Linked DNA regions of Mus musculus: region 1 is linked to region 2. A link is a loop called in an ENCODE intact Hi-C map of the cell type or tissue named here. Cell type or tissue: left cerebral cortex. All regions are shown on one strand. Each heading gives the region's core, and the rest is flanking DNA. Links, peaks and the distances in the headings are about the cores only. Region 1 overlaps Ndufa10 (NADH:ubiquinone oxidoreductase subunit A10). Region 2 has its middle 20 kb from the start of Gm35992.

Evidence for each region. Hi-C counts contacts between places; a loop is a spot of excess contacts. Peaks named below come from ENCODE experiments on the same cell type or tissue, not always from the same donor. Only the 100,000 strongest peaks of a DNase experiment are listed, where the experiment ranks them.
Region 1: a loop joins it to region 2, with 2.5 times the contacts of the local background. A loop is called at or near these places in 7 of 42 quality-filtered maps.

What each region holds. Positions count from the first base shown.
Region 1 is chr1:92,442,749-92,450,253 of GRCm38, reverse strand. The region is part of intron 9 of Ndufa10 (NADH:ubiquinone oxidoreductase subunit A10); the gene reads left to right. Among named protein-coding and RNA genes, the nearest start is that of Mir6900, 18 kb to the left of the region's middle. In left cerebral cortex, for the core only: no CTCF peak of the experiment used is centred there; a DNase peak (open chromatin) is centred at 3,106.
Region 2 is chr1:92,356,260-92,363,764 of GRCm38, reverse strand. No RefSeq gene overlaps it. Among named protein-coding and RNA genes, the nearest start is that of Gm35992, 20 kb to the left of the region's middle. In left cerebral cortex, for the core only: CTCF peaks have their summits at 1,930 and 3,248 (motif pointing right); DNase peaks (open chromatin) are centred at 1,988, 3,268 and 4,822; H3K27ac peaks cover 271 bases.

The sequences.
Region 1 (7,505 bases), core at 1,139-6,138, 86 kb before region 2:
TTTATTAAGAATAAATATTAAATAATAATAAAGTATTTTATTAAGGAGATCTCTAGTCAGGATCAAAGTGAAAGTAGGCCATCAGAATCCATTCTAATATCAAGCTGATGGGCTGGCTGTGTGTGGGTTCCATGAGGTCTGATGTATTTCCAGTCTTCCTGCTTTTCTCGAGATTTCATCCCTACTGTGTGCAGAAGCTCTGTTTGGTGCCTCTCTGCTGCTGCTCCTGAGACTTAGGGATACCCCAGAAGGCTGATGTGCTGACTGTAAGCCCACCTTCTCCATACACTAACACCATAAAACACAGCCACTGCCTGCCTTGATTCCTGTGAGTGGAGAGCTTTATGTGCCATCTGTCGCGGCTTATATGGGAGGGCAGAGTTGGTTTGAGCCAGCTAGTGAGCCACACATAGGGAAGTGGTTTTATGGTGAGCCTGACACCATCACCATCATTGTGTGTTTAAGGCTTTCTGTGTTCTAATAATCTTCTAGATGGTGTCTTGTCAACTTGACACAAGCTTTGGGAAGAAGGAATCTCGACTGAAAAATGAGCCTACCAGAATGCTGGTTGGGCAAGCCTGTGGAGCATTTTCTTGATTAACGATTAATATGGAAGGGCCCAGCCCACTGTGAGTGGTACTACCCCTAGGCAGGTGGTCCTGGATGGTGTAAGAGAGCAGGCTGAGCAAGCCATGGGGAGCAAGCCAGTCAGCAAGATTCCATTTCCTATGTTTCTGTTCCTGCCCTGACTTCCCCCAATGATGGACATAAACTGTAAGATGAAATAAACTCCTCCCTCCTCAAGTTGCTTTTGGTCATAGTGTTTTATCAGAGCAGTAGAGACCTTAATACTGAATATCAAAGAGAGTCCATGGCACTGGACATTTGGATTTAATTAAAGATAGAAAGGATAGAGATTTTAAACAAATAATTGGAGGAATCTTTTTTTCTTTTTAATTTCTGAGTGTTTTTTGAAAAACAAGTTTAGTTACTCAAGAAGTTTTATATGTATAGGATGCTGTGAGGCTGGCGGAGGTCTCCCGTACTTTCATAGGGTTTCCATATCACCAGCTTTCAGTTCATACTAAGCATGGACTCTGGGTGCTAACTGAGCTGTCACCTAGATCTCCTTAGCATGTCACTTCTGGGCCAGGACCTCACCCAGACCTCTTGGCACAAACTATCTGTGCAGGCTCCTCGGCAGTGATGTGCATCCCCGACTCTTAGTCACAGTGTAGAGACTTGCAGCACAGTCCCGAGTGGGCATCAGTGAGGGAGGGAATGGTCAGCATTGCTTTGAGGACCCTAACTCTGGTTGCCTGCAGCCTTTCTTTGCAGAGCTGCTCTGTCTCTTTCTTTCAGAAGTACTGTGCATTCTTCAGGCTTCCTCTTTGTTGACTAAGAACTGTGTGACCATTTAGAGGAATGTTAGCTTTGTTTATTTGTTGTTTAAGGAAACTGAGTTGCTTTCATTTTAAAGAATGGCTTGAAATGATGCATGGCAGTAAGTAAAATGACTTTCTTCCCAGGGACAGGATTTTCTTGGCTATTAAAGACAGCAACAATTATCACAAAATTTCCCACTGGAAATTTCTTTGTGGATGATTCAGAGATGAGTGTGTGAGGCCCTTCAGTCCGTTTCCTACCAGCTATTGACAGCCTGGGAATCTGTGGCTTTCACCAAGGCACTCCCTGGGAAGCAGAACTGTTGGCCAGCCACTGTGCTCAAACCTCAGACAACTCTGACTTAGTGATCTGCTTACACTCACTGGCAAGCTCTGCTGTCATTGCTGTTTGGGAGCCAGCACTGCCTCACGCCACTCCTGGGAAGTACAGGAATGTCAGCAGCCAGCTAGTGGGTCCACCCCAGCACTTCTGACAAGGATGTCAGGACACTTCATGTCGTGAGTAACAAAGAGAAGGAGCAAACTGGCTGTATGAGATGGTGGTGCAGGAGCTGTGCACCTTGGGTACTCTGGAAAGGTCAAGGAGGGACACTCAGGATGCTTCTAATGACTGCGTGGGGGCTGCAGTGAACCATGACGAAGTGTTGTTAAAGACAAGAGTTTATGTGAATGGATAGGCAAAGGTGAATGTCACTGGCAGTGGGAAGAGGAGTCACAGGAGACTTAGGCAGAGGACAGAACTGGGACTACGGCAGGGGTCAGCAGGTGGCCGGACCACACTACACAGACTGGGGCTGTGGGGTTTAGACTGTCACTGCCATTTCAGAAGACTTTCTAGTATTTGCTTTTTTGTAGCTGCAACTAAATACTTGACAAGAACAATATGGGAAGAATAACTTATTTCCTGGGAGACTCACGGGTGGGCAGTCCATCCAGGCAAGGCAGACGAGGTAGGTAGTTAAGAGGAAGTTAAGAAGCTGAGGACGGAGGGAAAACAGACTTGCCTATAGTGGTCACTGCTTCCTGCTTCCCCAGCACCTACTTTTCACCACCTCCCAAGCATCCTGGCATCCTACATGTCCATCCAGGGATGCAGCCACTCATAGTCAGAGGCCTCCTGCTCTCATTGTCTCTGACAACACAGGCACCCCAGAGGTCGTTCCCAATCCAGACTCATTATCACACATCCACCCTCTGGCCTGGCACCCAAATGCTCTAAACGTCCATTATGCTCAGGCCTCTGTCCATACGTGCTTACCAGTGCTACTTTCATCGCTTAATTCTGCATGATGCCACAGGTCTGGTGATAGAGGCTGTCTCTGCACTCATGGCCTCTGCATTTGTCCCTAGCAAAGCCTTTGGCATCTGTTAGCAGCTGCCTTCAGAGGGGCCTTGTCAGGTGGTAGGTCTCGCTGTGGGAGCAAGGGTTCAGATCTATCACCATTGTGTATGCACCTGAAGTCGGTAACTTCCAGAATCTGTCAGTAGCCAATAGTTCAGCAGGGCTGGGTGGGGCCCCATGAGTCCCTCCGCTATCCATGGTTGACTGCTGGCAGGCCTACTCTTGTAAGCACAGTTCAGGCAACCACAGCTCTCATGAGAGCATGCTTCCACTTATGCCCTGAAGATAGCATGTTGCAGCCCTTTTCCTTTCTTCCTACTTTTATATTCTTTGAGTTCCCTCTTCCATGATGCTGTCTAATTAAGCCTTAGAGGAGGTATATAAATATCCTTTGAGGGATGAGCACTTAGCTATCACTTATTCTTAGCACCTTGAACAGACATGAGTCTCTGCATTCATTGTTAGTCACTCCCAGAGAAGCTTCTCTGAGTCAATAGTGGCATTTATCTGTGAGTATAAGCCTTAAGTATTTAGAGAGCAGTTTAGTGTCCGGTCAGACAACAGTAGTCAGTTCCTTCTAAGGCCAATAGTGTCCCAGCCATAAATTTGGGAGCAAAGGGGTGTGTGTGTGTGTGTGTGTGTGTGTGTGTGTGTACACTCATGTGTTACCTCCTATGGAGTAGGCATGAAATCTATTCCAAGAGTTGTAGGTTACTTATAATAGTAGTGCCACTATTGCACTTGTAAGCACACCTTGTCTCACAAGTTGTGTTTATAGTTGTTGGGTTCACAGCTGGTAAGAGCTCAGGCCTTTTCTCACCCTTTAGCCTGTACAGCACCTTCTCGCTGTGAAAGCCATCCAGCAGGGAAGAAGCTACTGGCCAAGTTCCAGCTTGATCATCTCTCTATTTTACAACCAAGTTGCCTCATTGTTCAGTTCTGCTGGGTAACCAAGAAGAACGCTGGAAATCTATCCTGGGGCCTCCATGACCAATAGCTTGCAAGGAGAGAGTTTACATTTGGGACTGGGAATTTTGTTTAGGCAGCCTATGGAATGCAAGAAAATATCTGGCAACTCTACATCTGACAGGACTAACATTTAGGACAAAGAACTAAAAAAAAAGAAAAAGAGGAAGAAAAGGAAAGAAACTTCAAGACAACAGTTTGATTTAAAAATGGGCGTTGGAAAATAGAGAATTCTCGAAATAAATATTAATGGCTAATAAATACTTTAGAAAGTATTCAATATAATTAGGCCATTAGGGAAATGCAAACTGAAACCACTTTGAAATTCTGTCTCACCCCAACCAGAATGGCTATTATCCAGAAATCAAATGATAGCAGATGCTGTCGAGGTTACGGGGAAAGAACTCTTATTCACTGTTGGTGGGAGTGTGGACTGGTACATCACTATGAAAATCAGTATGGAGGTTCCACAGAAAAGCAACACATAGACTAACCATATGACCCAGCTCTACCACCCTGGGCATAGACCCAAAGGACATTACATCCTGCTACAGAGACACTGGCCCTCAGTGTTCACTGCTGCTCTTTTCACAGTGGCCAGGAAAGGAAACCAGCCTTCTAAATGTCTTGTCAACAGTTGAATGGCTTAAAAAATGTGATGTATACAAAATGGAATTGTACTCAGATATGGGGAAAGATGAAGTTTGCAGGTAAATGGATAGAGCTAGAAAACAGATGACCCGGGGCCAAGAAGGCAAACACCACCACATGTTCTCTCTCATGTATGGATCCAGCTTAGACTCTTTAGAGCTGTGTGCTTAACTTGGAGCATGTGTAGAAGCCAGGAACTAGAAAGGAGCTGTCAGTGCCCCCATAAGGGAGAATATCTGGTAGAGCATCGGTGATGTGAGTGTAGAAAAGGATGATGCTGGGCAAGGATTAGCTCCAGCCAGAAAAAGGAAGACAGGGTATGGGATGAGAGAGTTAACAAAGACAATGAATGGGTTTAGGGAAAAATATCAAGACCTCCTATTTTGTAAGCCAATTAGAAAACATGTTTTAAAAGGGAAAAGAGGGGAGGTCTCCTCCATGGCTATACTGTTGTTTCTAGAAGCCATTTTAGAAGCAGCGTTGAAGCAATGGATTGGAAGAAAAGATACAGTAAACTGTTTACCCTTTAACGTTCTAATTCTGTCTTCTTTCTGAGCTGTCATGTTGGGTGTACTCCATTCTTTTGTTTGGACCCAGGTTTTGCCTGACTAGCTGAACAGTTTTTATATATGTGTCTGATAGTGACAAATTCCAGTGGCTGGTTTTCTTTAAAAAGTATTTACCTCAACTCAATCTGAGAGGTATTTTCAATTGCTACAAGATTCTAGCTTGATCAGTCGTACTTACAACACATGGCAGGTTCTCTGTGCCTCAAACCCGTGTTGTTTCTAGTGAGAAGTCTTGTCATTCCTGGTCTTGGTGCCCCTGTAGCCTTTTATCTCTGGCTGCTTTCAGGATTTCTCAGCCCCTTTCCTGCTTGCTTTCTCGGTTTCATGTGATGTGCCTCTGTGGTTGTCTCTCTGTATTTTGTGGAGGTTCACTGAGTTTCTTGGTGGAGTAGCTATATTTTTCAAAGCATTTGGAAAAGGTTTAGCCATTATTTTTGAGGGTTTGGGGGACTCTATTTATACATGCACTAGATGGAGGTTTCCATGGGTCACTGGAACTATTTTGACCTTTTTCTTTCTACTTTGTTTGGAGTCAGTTCTCTTAGGTCTTCATGCTCTTTTCTATGTTGTTAAGAAATGTGCTGGTGTTCCATTGTGTTCATTTGGCTCTTCAAAGAAACAGAAAACATGAAAGTGTTGATGCAACAACAAGGAAATACTGGAAGAAAAGTAGACTGGATGGGAGGGGCAGAGGGCCGGAGGCATGCCTGACTGGCAGCCGGGAGGACAGATCCAGGAGATGTGATCCAGGTTAGAGAGGATGCCTCTGGGAAGAGCCCGTGGTCACAAAGCAGACTGGCACTGCTCCTGTGCACCCAGCAATGACAGTTAGGGTGTGGCCTGCCGTGTGCAGCACAGCTAATCCCAAGGACTCGTCCTTCCTAGCCCCACATAGCACATGTGCGTGACCCTACACCCAGCCAACAGAATTGTACTTCAGGAATCTTACTTTTTTGGGGGGTGGGGGGAGTTCAAGACAGGGTTTCTCTGTGTAGCCCTGGCTGTCCTGGAACTCACTCTGTAGACCAGGCTGGCCTCGAACTCAGAAATCAGCCTGCCTCTGCCTCCCAAGAGCTGGGATTAAAGGCGTGCACCACCACTGCCCGGCACAGGAATTTTACTTTTATATTCAGAACTCCTGCCTGGTCCTTTCTGTTTTCCAGTTCTCCCTTATTTCTGTCATCTGTCATTTTGTTCCCAGAACATGTCAAGCACTTTTGTAACAGATGCTTTAATAGCCCTGTTCACTAATCCATCGCCTTCGTCATTTCAGAGTCAGTCTGATTTCCCTCTGGTTTAGGGTCATATTTTCCACTTGCATGTGTCTGGAAATGTATCACTAGCTGCAGTACATTGTGAGTTTCATGGTTTGGAATGTGAGATTTTGTTCTATTCTAAGACAAGTGTTACAAGTTTTCTGGCTGCAGTGCAGTTACATGCACATCAGCATTAAGCCTGCTAGCCCTGAGTTCCAGCTTTCCAGTGCCTCTAGCATAGCCTGTTTGGGGGTACGATGTGGCCTGAGATCTCGCTTGTGCTTGTGTGAGGAGGAGCTGGTGGGAACCCATCTGACCCACAGCCTTCTGTGAGTAGCCATGGATTCATTCTGCTCACAGCTCCTGGAGGCTCTTTGTCCAGCTTCACATAGACATTGTCTTCAGCCAAAGACCAGTGGCCCTGTAACAAATTCTGGAGCTCTTTCTCTGCCTAGACCCTAAGCCCCTACCTTCTACACTTTGGCTTGTTCAGGATCAGGGCGTGGTCTCAGCTTTCCAGTTGGGAAGCTACTGTTACTTGATGACAGTTAGTCTGGCAGGTCTAAAGTGCTCAGGCCCCAATACTGGAGTCCAGGGCCTGGAAGCTGGTGTATTACAAGTTGACCCAAGTCCAGCATATGGTTGGGGTAGGGTGTGGGAGTCCACGCTAAAGACTGAAGTATACGTTTCAGCAGGCTGTGGCATGTAGATAGAGGGGGACCTTTTACAACTCTCAGAACCCCATTCCTTCATGTTGCTTGTAGCTTTGCTTGGTATACACAAGATGACACTTGCCACCACATCTTAATCTCCCAATGGGACCTTGGTGAAGCCATCACAGCCAACTTGCACACAGTGGGTAGGAGGTACCTTGTGTGCAGTGGCAGTCAGTGGGCCAGGACTGAAGTGAAGCCAGCTTGCTGATCCTGGTGAAGGTCCTAAAAGACCAAGATCATGGATAGATTTTTAAGGAGAGACAGTGCTGAGTCTACACCCTAAGCCTCCGCACAGTAATCCAGACCAGCTCTTCCACACAGTCAAGTTAAACCCATGGGGCGGGGGGGCTTTCCACACCTGCTCTTCAGGCTGTTTTGCTTCAGCAAGCAGTTCTGTTTCTGGGAGTTTATCCTAAGCACATAGCAAGGGGAAGCATTGTACGGTGGAATGGGGGCTGGAAACAGTAGGGCTCACAGCACAGGTCCGCCCTCCCTGGGGTGAGTAGGTGAGCTGTCTAGCGACTCGGGCACAGGGCCCGCTCCAGACTCGGGAGACTGAGATCCCTCTTGTGCTTGTGTGTAAGGGGCTGGTTCTTGCT
Region 2 (7,505 bases), core at 876-5,875:
ATGGGTAAATAGTACCCCAGCATCCCAATTCTTCATGTCTTACTCTCTCTTGTCTCATTACCCATGAGCCCTTGAACCCATATCTACTGCTTTTCACTGATCCATCTTTTACGTTATGCCTTGTTATGTTATTCACAGTCACCAATACCTTTCTTCCCAAATGCCATCAGTGATTCTTACCAACTGAAGTTCAGCAACAGTCAATTGTGGGGGTTCATGTATGCTCTGCATTCGGTGGGGTGGCTTAATTTCTTCCCCACTAAGCACTGTAATCAGAAGCCTGCTGGTCTCCTTGGGAGGCAGGCTTCAGTGTCTCCCTGTCACCTGTCACCTGTCACCATCTGCTGTACAGTGGCATCTTCCCTTTTCTGCTGGCTTCCAGGTGAGTCCCTCTCCTGCCTTTCTAGCCTCTGAGATGTGAAGTCCGGCTGCTGAAGTGGTCATTTTCCTTTGTTAACCCGGTGCTCACAGCTGTAACTCTTCCTCTGAGAGCAGCATTTGCTGATTTGCCAAGTATGCGCTTCAGTAAGCCCACAGATCCACGTACTCGCTAATGCCAAGCCTATAAAGAGTCAGATCACATCCCTAACCCAGAACTTCTCTCAGGCCCCATCTCAGTCAAGCCTCGCCTCTGACACTCCTCTGATAGGATCCCTTATAGTTTGTCTCTTGCTCTCAAGCTTCTTGTTAACATGCGACAATCACACAGTCTTAGACGGAATGAGCTGAACTGAGTTCCAGTGTATGGTACACCACTGATATTTATCTGTCCTCCACTGATGGTATATGGATATACCACGGGATATTCACCTGTCCTCCACTGATGGTATATGGATATACCACAGGATATTCACCTGTCCTCCACTGATGGTATATGGATATACCACAGGGAGTTCATCTGTCATCCACTGAAAATATAGATATATCACAGAGTGTCCATGTGTCTGTCCTCCATTGATGGGGTAAATGGGCTTGTACGGTATTTGGATTTTTTGGATATGGCTTCTAGAACATTCTTGTTCAGTTTTCTTGGTAGAACTCTAGAGTACGAATAAATAAACATGGGATTTTTTATGAAAATCAATTCATTTGTTAAGGGGCTTCACTTGACTGTGGTATGTGTGTGTGTGTGTGTGTGTGCGCGTGTGCACGCGTGCGTGTGCAGATGCACACTCATGTGAGTGTGTAGTCACAGGTCAACTTTGAATGCTGTTTCCTAAGAGCCATCCATCTTATTTTAAAAGACCATCTCTCACTCAGATCTGGATATGGTGTCTGACCAGTGAGTTCAGAGGAACCCCTATCTCTACGCTGGGATTGCAAGCATGCACCATCATACCCAGCTTTCCCACTGCGTTTAGGGATTGAACTCAAGTCCTCCTGTTTATGTGGTAAGCCCTTTATGAATAGAGTTACCTGCCATCCCAGGATAATAGTTTTTCATAATAGCTGCTACATTGATAATCTCTTTTAAGACTGTTAATTGGAAATTATTTTCTCTCTCTGTTGGTTTCTTGCCTGCTTCCTAGTTCCTGGGTTTCAGATAGAAGTTGCTGTGGCAATTATCTTAAAGACCATGTATTCCATGATTATTTACACCCCTTTCCCCACAGGAGACTCAGCTCTTGGGCAGTGGACAAGATGAGGAAGATGCTGTCCCTGCTTCAGGGCCCCTCATCAGTGGGAGCACACATAGGATGCACACATACAGAGATCAGACTGCCAAACTGGGTACTGAAGCCCTGTGCCTCAGGCAGTATCTTATCTTAAATCCACCTTTAGGGGACAGATGGTTTTTTGTTTCGGGAAATAACTTTAATGGGCCTTTTGCTGATGCGAAGGGAAAGCAAATATTATATTCTGCAACAGAAAGCTCTAGTCAGCGAGGCGCTAAATTGCTCCGCATAACGAGGTAAGCGCTGTCTCCCTGGGGTGGAACTGCATCTTTGTTGATTATGTTTTCTTCAGGAAATTCTCCTAAATATGGATTTAATCTGAGCTGTTCCTGGAGATGGCTGTTTGTTCTTAGAAGATGTGGGCTGAATACACTCAAGTGTGTGAGTGGATAGCATGCAAAGCCAACTGTGTGTGTGTGAGAGTGTGTGTCTGTGTGTGTGTGTCTGTCTCTGTGTGTATTAGTCTCTCTCTGTGTGTCTCTCTCTCTCTGAGTGTGTGTGCATGTGTGTGTGTGTGCATGTGTGTGTGTGTGCAGTAATACGAGTGTGCAGACAGTGTGGTGATACATGTGTGTGTAAGAATGCGTACTTGTACATATATCTGCATGTATGACAGTGTCAGTGTATGCCTGCCTTTTTGTTGGGCTTGGCATGGCTACTGAATAGCCTCAGGTGTAGGACCTGGGTCTCCTACCTCCCCTATGCTTCTGGTGGCTCTTCTGTCAAGTGAGGCGGCTGAGCTTCCCATCGCTGGGAGAGAACAGAGCAGAATATATAGAGCTGGTTTCCCACATGACCCAGGTGACCCTCAGGATGGCTGAGAGTATGGCCACCAGGGTAATGGTGTGGTCAGGTGAGCCCCTCAGGACTCACAGTACACTTAGCAGTTGCTGGTCCTCTCAGCTCTCCCAGCTGCAGGCAGGGCCTTCTTGTGGCTTGCGGTGATGTGACCTTGGCCATTGTGAATGTACAGAACCTGAGTGGACACTGGGTGGGGCCTAGTAGGGCTGAAGACAGATCCCAAGCCCAGGGAAACAGAGGCTCTTTCCCCCTGCAGAAAAGCCCCACCTCATTCACCATCCAACTTACACTTGTCGACCATTCCTGAATGCTCTCAAGGGCTGGGCAAGGGAATCGGGGTAGGGCACATACTCCCTGCTCAAAGACAGCCGCCCACAGATGGGCTGAGAACAGTCCCTGAGACGGCACGGGAAGGGCATCCGCCAATGTGAAACGGTGTTGATAGTGAGCTGCCCCTGGTCTCCAAATGTCCTGCCAGACCTGGAGAGGGGTGCAAGCATTGGCCTGGAGAGAAGGTTGCTAGGAAACCCTCACCTGGAAAGCCAAGTCTCCATCTCCTGCCATTTTGCTAGAAGTAGCTGAAGTGGAGTTGGGGGTACTTGCATGATCTTGACATGCAAATTTTGGAACGTGAAGATGGACCATTCTCTGGAATCAAACTATAGCACCCTCTAGGAACTATGGAGGCTTTGAAGGTCAGCTTCTGATTGCTGAACAGGATCATGGGGTGAGAGGACGGTCAGGAACCGCTTGGTGGGCAGATGCAGTTCCCAGATAAGACCACAAGGCGGCGCACCAAATCCAATGTGGTTAAGGAGAGCGTGCCATGAATTCCAAGAGTGGAAACATGGGAACTTCCACACCCACGCCATTTCCACTATGGACATCAGGGAGCTGCAGGAATGGCTTCAGGACTTCAATGGTATCCCATGGTCCTCGTGGAATACAAAAAAAAAAAAAAAGTTGTTGCTTGGATATACCTCATCAAAGAGACATACTACAGATGGTCATGGAGGGCACCTTCAGGGCCCCAAGGCTCCCGCTGAGACCATCCTATTGTTGCTGCCCAGTGGGAATCCATGCAGCAAGCCAATGCTAGGAGACTACAGCATGCTGACTACCATGGCTCTCTGACTTCACTGGGGCCACCCTACAGGCTGCATGCTCTCCGTGGTGGTGACCATGGACTTTGGTGTCTTCCTACACTACCCTGTTGAGTAGGGAGGGCTTGCAGGGCCTTGAGAATTCTCTCCTGTTCCAGCTGCTTACACGTAGACTGATCTGGAAAATGGAGCTATCCATGCCTGGCTTGGGATTCCACATTCTCTGCAGTGTCCTTACGGGCATGTATTATTTATTGGAAGAGGTAGCTGCCTCGGGAGTAATTCTCCTTTGTAATTCTCTGGCAGAAGGGGCAGATTTGCCAGCTGCAGGCTTGGCTTGTCAGGGTCTCCTAAGGCTGTAAACCCCTGGCATGTAACAGCCACTCTCTGCATGCCTGCCACATCTCAAAGTTGGTGTGGGGTGGGGGGCGGTAGGGAGGGAGACACCTGACTTGGGCAGATAACAGAAACAGCCCAACTCAAGGACAGGAAGTAGCCCTAACCAGTTGAAGGCAGATGACCACACCCTAACCCAGGCTGGTAACCTCACCCAGATGAATACAGAGAAACATATTCAGAGTCCATGCACACAACCCTGTCCTGATATAAGCAGGTGATCCCTGCCCAATACAGAAAGAAGACCTCACCCAGATGCAGGCAGATGTCTCTGTCTAGGACCCAGGCGGTGGTCAGTCACTCAGTCCAGTCCCTACCTGGGCAACTGTGGGACCAGAGACTGCAGTCAGGATATATTCATGTGACTGGGAGCTGTAGGATGGACCATAGCCCACTGTCCAGCACCCCACTTCTAGCTTCCTACCCCTCATTGCCTTACTATTTAGCTTTAGTCTATCTGGATATGCTGAGGGACCCACAAAGGCACCTTTGCAAGAAGGCCGCCTACCCTCTCAGGATCCCCTGATTTCATCCTTTAGCCATGCCCAGGCTGTCTGATTTTGTAGACATCAAGAGCCTTGGCCAAGTGGTGACAGTCCCTTGGAGGCATTCTGCTTTCTTATCTGCACTCATGCCGCAACAAGTGGGGACAGAGGAAAGATGTCAGGGACCCCAGAGTTCACAGTACATCAGTTCATGGACCTCCTGACACCTCTCCTCTTGTCCCCACCTGTCCTACCTCTCTTGGCAGTGAGAGATAAGCCTGGGGTGCCCACGGATCTTGGCAGGAGGGATGACAGAAGTGCCAAGATCCAGAAAACAGAGTGGTGCAGCTGGAGAGGTTCCCTGGATGGTTAGGAAAGATTTCCTAACCTCAGCAGAGGCTGCCGCAGCCTCCCACGTCTGTCTCTGCCCACAGCATGCGCAGAAGGGAAAGAGTTAGGACCGTTGACAGGGCACAGACTTCAGAACACTCTTCCAGGTGAGTGGGAAGACATTAATAAGGTGAACCTCACAAGGGTTCCCGGTCCCTACAGGCAAACACCTGCAGGTTGCCCACCTGGATCCTCGGAGGACACCCTGTCTAAGCTCAGTTCTTGGATCCTTGGGGTTGCAGCTTCAGCTGCCTCAGGCTTACCCCAGGCTCAGAAGAATGGCTTAGGGTGATTCAAGAGGAACCAGGCTACAGGTCGGAGTATGATCCCATCCCCCACCACACACCTGCAGCCTTTTTAGACTCCAATCAGAAGCAACTGGTGAGGAGAGAGGTAGATACAAGACCCAGACCCAGGAAAGAAGCAACCAAGAGTGGAGAGAACCTAAACCGGTAGCCAAGTGCCAACCGGGGTGGGGTTCAGCAGCCATAGCAAGTCAAATGAGTTGTGGGTCGCTTGCATACTACAGATGGAACCCCACAAGAGTTCCTTGATGAGAATCTGTGTGCTGGTGCATGTACACACACACACACACACACACACACACACACACATTGGTTAGATCCCAGGGTGCCCCGGTCAGGAGACACTGAAAGAGGTCAGAGGCCTTGCTTGCACCAAAGACCTGGGATCAGAGGCTTGGAGTAGCCATGGTTCTGACTGGCAACAGAAGATGGGGAACAGCTAATGGTTCTTCTCTGCCATGATGTTTAGGGTGTAATCAGGGGCCATCCTGTGTCCTTGTCACTTTCAGCTCTCTGACATCTCGATGTACCCCGAGAGCAATTTCTACAGTTATTGGAAGGAACAGGAAGTATATGACAAGGTGGGAGTCCTGCCTCTGTGGGTGGGGAGTTCTGGAAGGATGCATTATACTGAGCTACAGAGCCCACCACCTGCACTCAAAGAGCTGTCTGCTGCTACCATGAAGGAGAGAGGCTGAGTGAGTCTACATCTCTACATTTCTATATGGAGGTTCAGAAGCCCTGTGTGTACCTGTGGCTCCAGAGGCTCCTACTACTGAGCGTGGGTGATTCCCTCACCCCAGGGAAGTGGCATAGAGACTCGGATGTGGACAGGTACTATGGGTGGCTTCCTGTGCAGTGGGTCTGCTGGCAGTTCCTTAAGAGTCAAGTGACTCTCTTCGAGTCCCAGATTGGACAGGGTTTCAGACTGCTGAAAAAGACCTGGTTGATTGGTGTGTCCCCAAACAGGTGAAGTTGGGTTCACTCAGACTCTCTCCTGGACTCCAGCTTTAAAGACAAGAAGCAGTGTGGTCCTCCTCATTCAACATTTGACCCCCCAGACCTGCCCATCGGGCCTTCTGGCGAGGGTGACCTCACAGGGACAGCTGGTGGGCATGCTTTTGTTCATTTCTCCTCAGCCGCCCAGGGAGCACACACCACAGCGACACTGTGGCAGTCTGGATTTTCCCCAGTCCAAGCTCACTGTGTCCTCAGGACCCCCATGAAGTGGTCACTCAGTCTCAGCTCACAAGGATAGGACTGGCTTCCCGGCTCTCAGCTTTCCAGCTCTTCTCTGGTCTGTGGAACTTCACCCAGGTCATCCATGTGCCCTGCCCAGGCAGGTCAGGGCCAGGGGCACATTGATCCAGATGGGCCCCTTTATGCCACACATGACTTCACCTTCCTAGGTTCTGGGATACATTCATTTCTTCACGTTTTCAAATTTCTAGCTAGTTCCCAAACTTGTTCATGTAATCATGGGACTTTTTTTTCCCTGAACACTCCTCAGGAGTACGTCTTTGACTATGTGTGTCTTAACATCTTGGTAAGGCACCTGAGAGCTGGAAAGAACCCTGCGTGGTCCTGGCCCTAGCGTTTATGGCTGTGACTCACCTGGCTGAGCTTTCCCTAACTCATTGTTCACCCATGTGGAAAACAGCATACGTCACCCAGAAACCCTAGGGGTAACTCAAGTCCTGACCTCTCAGCTTCCTAACCCTTGGGGGTCACACACCTTAGGCAGCTCAGGTGAACATTCACCTGAGACCCGGATCATGTGGAGGTCCAATGGCTTCATAGAGCCAGCAAGAGGAGCCCAATAGAACTTGTGTGTGCACAGGACTTTCTACAGATAAGACCAGCACTGCTGTGAGCACTCAGGGGACACAGGAACATAGCTATGTGTGTGTGTCCTTCCCCTGGAGAGAACACAGTCCAGAAAATAGGACCCTGGACCCTGAATGTGACCATGAATGTTGGGGTATTCTTGAATTGTTGGATTGTCTTTCCAGCAGCAGGGCAGCCTGTGGCATCTACAAAAATAAAAGAAAATCAGCTTGGAATCCATCTCTTGGCAGTTCAGGCAGTCAGCTTTGATTGAAAACACATCCTCAGATTTGCAGAGAATACCGCTGAAGAAGCCTGGGATGGCCTGGGGCAAGACAGAGCAGCTCCCAGCTGCATGCCCAAGTTCTCCTGGTAAGGACATTATTAAATTCATCTGAAGGTCAAATAAGATCCACAAATCAAAAACAACATTAGCAAGTAAAAACAGGGCCATGAGATTCAATCAGGACATGTTTGCTGGGGGATAGGCATCTGCTGAGCCTCACCTGACTGAGGGGCTGC